Regions from separate parts of the Homo sapiens genome. Here region 1 is linked to region 2. The links are chromatin contacts, found by Hi-C or POLR2A ChIA-PET in ENCODE. All regions are on one chromosome and are shown on one strand. Each heading gives the region's core, a stretch centred on a gene start or an enhancer-like site at or near the end of the contact. The rest is flanking DNA. Distances are from core to core; before and after follow the strand shown.

What was found. Hi-C counts contacts between places; a loop is a spot of excess contacts on that map. ChIA-PET counts read pairs that join two places held with the same protein, here RNA polymerase II (POLR2A). Pooled maps may share reads with other maps.
Region 1: a loop to region 2 is called in a map with no recorded cell type, with 3 times the contacts of the local background. The contact joins the enhancer-like site here to the promoter of SETD7 in region 2. A Hi-C loop is called at or near these places in 1 of 37 single-sample maps with no recorded cell type and 1 of 50 pooled maps. POLR2A ChIA-PET finds 5 or more read pairs at or near these places in 1 of 52 experiments (A549).

Annotation. Positions count from the first base shown.
Region 1 is chr4:140,826,306-140,831,547 of GRCh38, reverse strand. No RefSeq gene overlaps it. Among named protein-coding and RNA genes, the nearest start is that of TBC1D9, 73 kb to the right of the region's middle. RefSeq lists an enhancer at 4,803-5,242. Within about 2 kb of position 1,512, at least 3 of the 41 ENCODE cell types and tissues checked have a DNase peak (open chromatin) inside an H3K27ac peak, as active enhancers do.
Region 2 is chr4:139,552,071-139,557,498 of GRCh38, reverse strand. It overlaps SETD7 (SET domain containing 7, histone lysine methyltransferase), which reads left to right and starts at 1,280. Exons shown (of 8, transcript NM_030648.4): 1 at 1,280-1,401. The coding sequence starts at 1,362. RefSeq lists an enhancer at 123-292 and silencers at 1,033-1,142, 1,363-1,422, 1,483-1,652, 1,783-1,972.

The sequences.
Region 1 (5,242 bases), core at 263-2,762, 1.3 Mb before region 2:
CAGAATTAAAAGACAAAGTGTCTGCAGTGTGGGAGAGGTTAGAGAATGTTTGTCGGCAGATTGTAAGGAGCCAAATCAGGAGAGATTTGCATAGGATATATCATATGAAGAAAGAAGTAACCTAAAGGCCTTTCAAGGTTCTAAGAAAAGAAATCAATTCTTAATCTGTCATGAGATTCGAGAGAAAAAACAACAACAACAAAGAAATCGAGTCTTTAAAATGATGGACCAATGTATCCCCTGATATGATGTGATAAGAAGAGTAATTCATCTGTGTGGTAGTCTTCACCATAAGCCTATAACCCCACTCTAACCATTTGTTGGACAATTTGTCTAATGGACAAATTGGGGAACATTCTACAAAATACCTGACTAGCACTATTCAAAACTGTCAAGATCAGTCTTTGAGAAACTGTCACAGACCAGCGGAGACTAAGGAGATAGGATGACTAAATGCAATGTTATAATATCCTTAGTGGGATCCTATAACAGAAAAGGGGCATTCATGGGAAAAAAATGGTGAAATCTAAATAAAGTCTGCAGTTTAGTTAATAGTAACATATCAATGTATATATTTAGTTTTGATAAGTGCACGTCAGTAATACAAAATGAAAGCATTAGGGGAAACTGAATCTGGTAAGAGTCACATGTGAACTCTTTGTATTTTTGCAACTTTAATGTAAATCTAAAAATATTCCACAATTATAGGTTTATTTTCAAAAATGATAGGCCAGTAGTAAAATCTAAATTATGGCTTGTAGAAACCAATTTTTCCATTGGCTTCACCGTTTGTAAATCAGCTTCCACAATCCTGCCTCTTGGATGTATCCTTTAGGTAAAGGGACAGTTCTTTGAGGATTTTCCAAAAGATTCCTAACTTAAATGTTATATCAAAAACAGGTTTGGCATGGGAGAATATAAAGCACTTGTAAGAGCCTCATATAAATGGTCACTGAAAGAGAATACAGATGTATTGAGAGACTAAATGGAAAGTAATGTCACCAGGCAGGCTATAGACCAGAGAGGCAGAGCCTATATTTAATCATCCTTCCTGGTCCCTAGTCTGTTGCCTAAATAAAGACATTTTCCAGATAGATAGATAGATAGATAGATAGATAGATAGATAGATAGATAGATAGATAGATAGATAGACAGATACTAAGAAAGTTTACTACCAACAGACCCTCATTAAATTTACTTATAAAAAATAACAAAATTATGTAAATTGGGAGAGGAGCGGTCAATGTTAAAATATTCAGCAGCTGTTGATTTATTTCAGAGGGAGGTGAAGATATTGATTTACTTCAGATTCTGTTAAAGCAATTGTGTTCATTTAGTTAATCTTGCACAATAAAATTTCAAGGTAAACCTATGACATTCAAACTTAAGACTTCAAGGGGAATTGGACCAAAACATGGGCTCCTCCCTTTTCTCTGTTCCACTTTTCATTCTCTGCTTCTCCCTAGAACTAGAGAATTCTCAGGCCCATGACAGGTGTTTGTTGCATATGAGGATCAAAAACTATGTGAAACAAAGAAACAGGAAACTGTAGATAATAACCTAATGAACTGTAGATTCAAATCCAGTGGCAACAAGACTGGAGTCATCCTCTTAGGCCACTCCAAAGTCCTAGGGAGGGAGAAGTTTCTCAACACTCTCTATCCTCCAGCTGCACTGGACTACTAGCTATTTCTCAAACACATCATGCTTTTCCACAACTCCATGACTTCCTCCATGCTGTTCCTTCTATGGAATGCCCTTGCACTATCCTACTTCTTCCTCAAAGTCCAGTTTAAGCCTCACTCCTGAAAGGCTTTCCCAACCCCTAGGCAGAGTGAGTTTTTCCTTCTTTAATATTTCCCTAGTGCCCTATTTACATCTCCCTGTAACACCAACCCTATTGTAGAGGTCATTTTTTCAGCCTGTTTCCCAGAAACTGTGAGCTCCTGATGAACAAAGTGCCTGACACACAATAGGTGTAAAAAAAAAAATGTTAAGTAGGTTGATAGATGGATAAGTGGATGGATGGGTAGGTTGTGGCAGAAAATAGTCAGATGCCCAACAAATCCACTTTTCCTTTCTCTTGAGCATGCTTTTAGATTACATTTCCTAGCCTCTTCCATCTAGAAGAGGCCATGTGACAGAGTTCTGGCCCATAGAACATGTGCAGAAATCATGGGTGCCATTTTCAGGATAGTCCTCTAAAATCTCCACACCAACCCTCCACATCATCTCTCCCCGTGTGCCAGGCAGATGCAGATGACCCAGTAGAAGACGCCAAGGCCCATGGCAAAGAAGCCAAGTGGAAGAAGCCTGAGTCCCCAAACAACTGAATGGGGCAGAGACCCCTTGTCCTGAATTGGATGATGACATGAACAAAAAATACACCTTTATTGTGTGAATTCACTAAATTTGGGGATTGTAAGAACAGTTAGCCCAGCTTGACTATACATGAATGAATCTAAGAAACAACATAGTTGAGTGGGCTTCTGATTTTCCAAGGAACATCATTAGCTCCATAAAGTCCACTGGCTCATCCCTAGACCATAAAATTCTTGCTATTGGTGTTGTCTTGATTAAAAGAAACAAGCAAATAAATAAAACCCTTTATGATGAAGGTGACCTCTAGCTTTTGGGGAGTCAGGAAACATTCTCCTTTTTTGGCAGAGCTGCCCCTAGAACACTGAAAATCCCATAGGTTATATTGCTGATTGGACAGTGGCTTAAGGAGGAAGTTACTGGAGAAGAGGAGCTGACTCCACCCACTTATACTACAAAACAAACAAACAAACAAACAAACAAACAAAAAACACTTGTGGCTCCCCACCACTCCAGAAACCATCCACATGTCCACAGGGATGGGTCTAAGATATGCACACCTGACCAGCCAGAGACAGTCGGACTCGCAGGAGATTCTATGCTTTGAGGGTGGCTCACTTTTCTCTAGGATTGGGAACTACCCAGACCTTGTAACTCTGGAGTAGCAATCTTCCCACTTGTTATAAGCTGAATTGCCCCCCTGTCTGCCAAATTCATATGTTGGAGTCCTAACTCCCAGGACCTCAAAATATGATCTTATTTGGTGATGCAGTCTTTACAATTAAAAATAAGATCATTATAGTAGGTCCTAATCCAACATGACTGATGTCTCTATAAAAAGGGAAACTTTGGCACAGACAGACAGAGACAGAGGCATAGAGGGAAGATAATGTGAAGAGACACAGGGAGAAGGCAGCTGTCTAAAAGCCAAGGAGAGAGGCCTGGAAAAGACTCTGCCTCATAGCCGTAAGAAGGAACTAACCCTGTTTGTGTCTTGATCTTGGACCTCCAGCCTCCAGAACTGGGAGACAATAGATTTCTGTTGCCTAAACCACCAGCATATGGTACTTAGTTACAGCAGCCCTAGCAAACTAATACATTGTCCCTTAGAGAGGGCCTCTCTGAGAATGAAAACAACACAGAGGAAAACAGAGGTAAGAAGTGGAAAAAGACAGAGCCAGCATGTAGTCTACCCAAGACCTTTCATGAATCTGAACTAGTCAATGCCTTTGTTCCTGAAGATGTTTTGAGTTAATTTTCTTTCAATGAAAGATCCTTGACTAATAGAAGTGGAAATGCTCCAAACCCAAGGCTTGCCTAGGATAATAATATTCCATAATGCCACCCTCTTCTTTCTAAAAAGTGCTGCTCAGTATGTATTTTCTTTTTTATTTAAAAGAAAAAAAAGGCAATTAAGCTTGCCTTTGTTTTGAGAATATCATGATTTGGCTATAACCCGAAGTGCTACCAAGCCATGTTAGGAAACATCATTTTTAGTTGGACATTCTTCTTAGGGAAATCTAGGTATGTGAGAAAGGGAATATAGGAGAGCACATCAGTTAAAGAGGAGCTTTAAAATAGCTATAAGAAGATTATACCACAAAGAGATATCTTGATGCATTGGAAAGCAAATTAGTTCTAAAGTCAGAAGACCTCGGCTTCCTTGAGCAAATCACCTAAGTGTGATATGGTAGAAAGACCCTGAGATTTGGAGCCACAGGAGCCTGAGTTTATATCCAGCTCTGGAACTTTCTCTGTATCCTTGAGGAAAACATTTACCTAACTGAGCAATTTAGCATCAGATTCTTTGTCAATGAAATGAGATTAAGGTCTGATACCCAAATCAGTGATCATATGAATACAGCAGTGATGACCATGACTGGTACCTAGTAGGTGCTCAGTAAATGGTAACAAAAAGTAACATTTGTTCTTACTCCTTATTTCTTATCCCTAGGTTTCTCAGTTTCTCCATTTGTGGACTCTGGATAATAATCCTTCCTGACAACAAGATTCTTACAGAAATCATAATATTTAGCAACTTGAAAGTGCTTTGTAACACAGATATCAGATACAAATATAAAGGCATTCTTATCATAAGGGAAGTGATTAGAAAGTTCATTGTACCTCCATTTCCTACACCTACCTATGGCTCTCCAGAGCAGCAGCTTTGAGTGAAAGAACTAGCCACTCTTAAGCAAGTGGACACCAGCTCCAGTAGGACAAGTTCAGGTCCTATCCAAGTCACCCAAACTATGGGACAAACCCCTGCAAGATCCAGACCTCCAGCTCACTGTTAGGCATGCCCTGCACAAACTGGAAGCAAATTAGAGGAACCAAGACAACAATAGCCAGAAAAACAAAAGGTGCTCCACACAGTACACAAATGTGCATGTTTCATATATTGTCCGTGCTTGAATATGTTAGAAACTGAAATAGTGCGTTTGACACTGAAACCATGTATGCAGGAAGATTACACCTGTCATCACTTAGCTGTTGTCTAGAATTATTCTTGGTTACCACCTAACTGGTAGGAAATTCTCCTGCTCTGCACCGTGTCTTGCTGTTGGACCTAAAGAAGTTCTAATACATTGCCTGTGGTGCCAGCTACTCAGGAGGCTGAGGCAGGAGAATGGCATAAACCTGGGAGGCGGAGCTTGCAGTGAGCCGAGATCACGCCCCTGCACTCCAACCTGGGTGACAGAGTGAGACTCCGTCTCAAAAAAAAAAAAAAGCAGGTGGAGCCAAGATGGCCAAATAGGAACAGCTCCAGTCTACAGCTCCCAAAGTGAGCGACACAGAAGACAGGTGATTTCTGTATTTCCAACTGAGGTACTGGGTTCATCTCATTGGGGAGTGTCGGAGAGTGGGTGCAGGACTGTGGTTGCAGCACACCGAGTGTGAGCCGAAGCATGGCGAGGCATTG
Region 2 (5,428 bases), core at 31-2,530:
CCTCCATGCAGTAGCTGTTCTTGGCGGGTGCCCAGAGCGGCACCCGGTAATTCCACGGTACATTGTGTACATTTACATCTGTTTAATCGGCTATTTACAGTCGCCCTTTACCGCCACCTGTAAGAGGCAGCGCCATAACGACACTAAGTGGCCGGGCCGGAAGCCGGGTGCCCAATGGTTTTCTCCACTTGAGGACGCCTGAATCTGTGAAGTGGTTGGCACTTGGAGAAACAGAGAGACAGCTGGGGACATCACACGTACAGGGCGGGAGGCGCGGGAAAGAGGCGCGCCAGACGGAGGGTCCTTCCTTCCTCGTTAGCTCCACTCGGCGGCTCCTTTTCCATTACCACAGCAGCAAGGAGGAACCTGCCGAGCCTTCGGTGCGGCTTGTTTCCTGCCTGACAGAGAGCCCGCTGCCATTTGGATTTGATGAATTTCTGAATCACCCGAGGGCCTGGCGACCCGAAGGAGGGCGGGGAGTGGGGGCGCTGGGGTGGACCCGCCATCCTGCGGAATCCGGGCCAGATAACAGCCCCCGAGCTGGGGAAATCGGCTTGCGGATGTGATGCGGGACCGCGAGGACACCTGCGCTCCCTTGCGTGTCGCACTCGTGCAGCTCCCGGTGGCGACGGGGTGATGTGGGGGCGAGGGTGAGAGGAAGTCCAGGCGCCAGAGCGTCAGAAACGCTTCCTTAGCTTCCCTGGCACTTTGGAGGTTGTCTCGAGGGAACACGGACAGTGCACGACGGACTTTCAAGTTGCTCCCGGCACAACGGGAGGTCGGGAGCTCGGAGCCCCTACGGGCGGTCCAAGTGTCCGCGAGAAGCCCGCAGCGCCCAGGACCGCGTTGAGCGCTCGGGGCGCGCCAAGCCGCACCTAAGCAAAAGAGAAACGCTGACGGGCCGGAGGCGGGTTGGCTGGGACGCGGAATACGCGCGGCCCCGGAGCGCCTTTCGTTTTAAGGAGCCTTACTTCTGGAAAGGGACAGGGAACTGTCAATCAGCGAGGGAGGGAGCGCACCGGCGCTGGGTGATGTCAGCGGATCAGCTGCTCGATAACAAAGAGAGGGTATTACAGGAGAAAGTTGCAGCAGCGGCAGCGGCCAAGGCGGCACACCGGAGCCTCCGAGGCGAGGGGCAAGTGGGCGAAGGGAGGGGGGACGACGGCTGCTGCCGCAGCAGCTGAAGGCCAAGGAATTGAAAGGGCTGTAGGGGGAGGCAGTGCGAGCCAGCCCCGACTGCTCCTCCTCTTCCTCCTCCTCCTCCAAACTCGCGAGCCCCAGAGCTCGCTCAGCCGCCGGGAGCACCCAGAGGGACGGGAGGCAGCCGCGCAGCCCCGAGCTGGGCAGTGTCCCCAGCCGCCATGGATAGCGACGACGAGATGGTGGAGGAGGCGGTGGAAGGTACAAGCATTTCTCCGGGGCCGGGGGAGGAGGCGCAGAGGGCCTGGAGCGCGGAAGGAGTGGCGGGCTGCGAACAGCGCGGCGCCGGGCCCCGCGGCCGCCACTGTCCCCTACACGGGTGGCCGGTTGCCCGGCTCGGGCGGGGGCCCGACAGCCACGGTCACGCCGCCGGGAGCGCGCACTGCGCGGCGGGGCGCAGGCCGAGAATGGGGCTCCGCCAGGCCGGGGGCGCTGGAAACGCACGGCCGCTCCATCCCGCCCGGCCACAGCCTGCATCCACCCTCGGAGTTGCGAAACCTGCCCCGCGCTCTGGCCTTTCCGCCTTTGGGCGCGGAGGGTGGGTGCACTCCGCAGGGCAGCCCCTTGAGGCCGGCGGACTCCGCGGAGCAATCCCCTAGCCCAGTTTTGGCCACCCCGATCCCCTCCCGGCCGCCAGCCCTTCCCTTCTGCTGCCTCTGCGCCCCGCGGCGGCCGCGGCCCCGTCCGGGTAGGTCCCCCGGCGCAGCGCACGGGGCCAGACCAGGCACGTGGCAGCCGCGGCCCAGGCGGCAGCTCTTCCGAAAAGATGAAATCATTGTCGGGCGACGGACAAGTCTCCCGACCCGGGACTCGAACGTGCGCCGTCCGGGAGGCGGGCAGCCCTCCCCTCAGCTGCCCCCGAGCGAACTCAGTCAGGCCTCCCCCTCCCCCTTCCTGCTTGGCTGGGATGCAGCCGCCACGCTGTGCAGGCGCGCCGCGAGTCCGCACCGAGATTGCTGGGTGACACTTAACTTTCTGAATTCCATGCCGTTGGCTGTGGGTGATATCACCGCCTCAGTGTCGTGTTTCTCCGCCCCTTCTCTTCTACCGCCCCTCCCCCGACTTTTCTCGCCACTTTGTTTTGCTGAGTTTCTCCACCTTTTTTTTTTTTTTTTTGTTAGTTCTGAAAAAACGATGTGGGGACGTTATACAATCTCGTTGTTTGTATCATAGGATGTTATGATTTTGTAACAGCGAATACTGGAAAATACTCTTTAGCGTATTTATTTGGTTCCACTCCATACAGTACGTCGTGATGTTTTTCAGTGTGGTGTGGTATGATACCAGAATGTTTTAAACTAAGCATGTGAGTAAATAATTTTTAGCTGTTGGTTGAATCTGGTTTCTGTCTGATTTGTATAAACACAAGTTCTGACGAAGGATAAAGAAAAAAAGTGGCGACACTACAAATGCATAAGGATACATGGTTATTGTTACACTAGGGAAAAATCAGTTTTAATGTTTTCATAAACATAACTCCCTTTGCAGTGCTTCTGAGATCTTAAGGGGAGATTAAGCAGACTAATATTTCTGAACTCTTGAAAAGTATCCAATGTAATGCCAATATTAAAACTTATTTCTTCATCTAACTTCGAAGCCAATTAAAGACTGTGGTTTTTGTTAAGAAAATTTTCACCATGTTGTGAACTCACAGAGCTATTTATCTCTCTAATAAATAAAGCCAATGTTGGGGCTTACTGGAGTGAGGCCCAGATACATTGATTGAGTTGATCCACAGGGAGCCTTCTGAGAAGTTAAAAGTTGTTGACTTCTTGTGCCTCCATGTTGTGAAAGATAAAGGAAAAATGATCTCAGATTGTTAGGGCTTGCTCTCTTTCTTCAACGTTTACTTTTACTTGTAAAAATTAAATACAAACCCTTAATTGCTGGTACTGTTCTCCATGTTAAACCACATCCATTCCCCTTTGAAGCTGTTTACAAACATATGTCCAGTTGTCCATAGTCCTCAGGCTCCTTTGCAGACTGTGACCAAGAGCTTTAGAAATGGCAGTATTGTTTTTTGAGAACATCCACTGGATTCGAAAACAGGGAAGTTCATATAAACAGGGATGGTTTTGTTTTATAGGGTAATTATGTACATTATTGTCCAAAATCAGAACCCCCTTGAGAATGAGAGGGCACACTATTAATAATGATGCTGGGGCAGGTAGCTTAAGCCTTGAATGTCTGGGGCAATCTGGGACACATGGTCACTCAGTTGTAGCTAACTAAACAATTAGAGCAGCACAGAATCTTTAAAAGCCCCTAGAAGCATCTCAGGCTCTAACTTGCACAGTGCCAGGAGTGTGTGTGTGCACATGCAGTAAACCGTACCTGTGCGTGCACTCTTGTCCAGCCATTCTTGGCCTTTTTAGTGCTGTTTGCAATAGTCTTTACATAACATCTAACACTTACATAGGGGACTGGTATAAACTGCTTCTGTTCTTTCCCAAAGAGAAGCTAGTCTGAATATCTTAGTGTTTAAGTACCAACTAATCTACCTCTTTCCATAAACAGAGCCTCTGTTCTCAGTAGTTTCATTGTCATAGCTATTATTATCATTGCTATAATTGTTTAGTTCTTATTAAGTGCAGGCTCTGTGCTAAGTGTTTCACAGACATTATCCATTCAGTCTTATTCAGTCTTATGAGGTGGGTACTAATATTATCCTAATTTTACAGAGGCGGGAACTGAGGCATACAGAAGTTAAGGACTAATCCAAGAACACTCAGTGAGGTGGAGAGACTGGCTTGGACTTCCAAAACAGCCCTCCACCAGACCAAACTGTCTTCCTACATTTTTTATTTTTAATGAGTTAGTCAAATTTATGAAACACTTGATAACTGAGTTTGGAAGCAACAGTTAAATATTATGTCAGTGCCATTTTTTATCAGTGTAACTCTGTAGAGGTTGGTTCTGACAGAGTTCAGTGACTTTCAGAAAAATGTATTTGGGGAGAAAGAACCTGTGTCCTCTGCAATAGCTATCTTTTTTCTTCTTCATTAGAGATTTACTCTGGGGAAGAAATTAGTCTCTTCAGGATTGAGTTTAAATGTCTTATATATCATGTGCATTTGGTTCTCTGTCAGGGTATGATTGTAACTCTGGGAAAGTTCTGAACTCAGAGTGGACAATTCCCTGAGGTGAGGGGAGTGGCGGAGGCTGTGTCGAGAGAGTGTTCTGTGTACTGTGTTGGCTGTGCTCTTGTGGGAAGAAGGCAGCAAGCCCTGGGCCTCAGAGGACCTCAGAGCTCCACCTGAGCTCTGGTGTGGCTTTTGGAAAACACTTTGAGACACACTGGTTCAGTGAAGAGTGATGTTTAGTTTTCCAGTGTTATTCCCCTGGGCATCTGGAAACAGAAATTTATCACAGCATCTATTTCTTTGTCTACCCATAGATACAAAGATGAATATGATGTGGTCTCTAATATGATTTCAAATAAATATATCTATACAGATGAATTGTGATGGTTGAGAGGAAGTAAAAATTAGTTCCAGCTTAGGGAAGTCAAAGGGGAAAGATTTTCCAGAAGAGGTGCCATAGAGCTGAGTCAGGTTGAGAGGGGAACTTTGTGAGTGAAGACACGGAGGCATGGAATTCTGCGGGTGCACCCAGAGAACAGTCATTTGATTTTGCTGCAACATGGAGCTTACAAGGAGAAAAGTGGAGGGGAAGACAGGGAAAGGAGGCTGGGTAGCAGGCTGAGAGCATGGACTGTGTGCTGGAAGCCATGGAAGCCGTGGGGGCTCTTTAGAAAAGGGAATGACAGGATCAAGGCTCCACTCCGGGAAGAGGAACAGGCAGTGGCCAGCAGGACAGTCAGAGGGGCTGACACAGCAGATGAGGTACCTTGAAGTCTCTTTGCAGTGGTCCAGATGCACAGTTATGATGGCAGGAAAAACAGAAGGGCCTGGAAATGTGTAGGAGACATGGAGGAAGAATGATCAAAAAGGGGAAATATCAGAACAAGGGGCCAGAATGAAAATAAGCAGCTCAGTGTTCCACTGCCACAACCCCTTCAAAATATTAAGAATATTTTTTATTAACACTCCCCCTAATATCAGATTCTACTTGTCTCTGCTAAGAGTGCTCATGCCCTGTATCTAGGGAAAATGCATATGAAGTGTATTTGTAGCACCCTTTCTGTGTGGGCCACACATTAAAATCATGACCCTCACAATTAATAGATGAACCCTTGCCAACAATTACCCTTAAAAAAAATTATCCA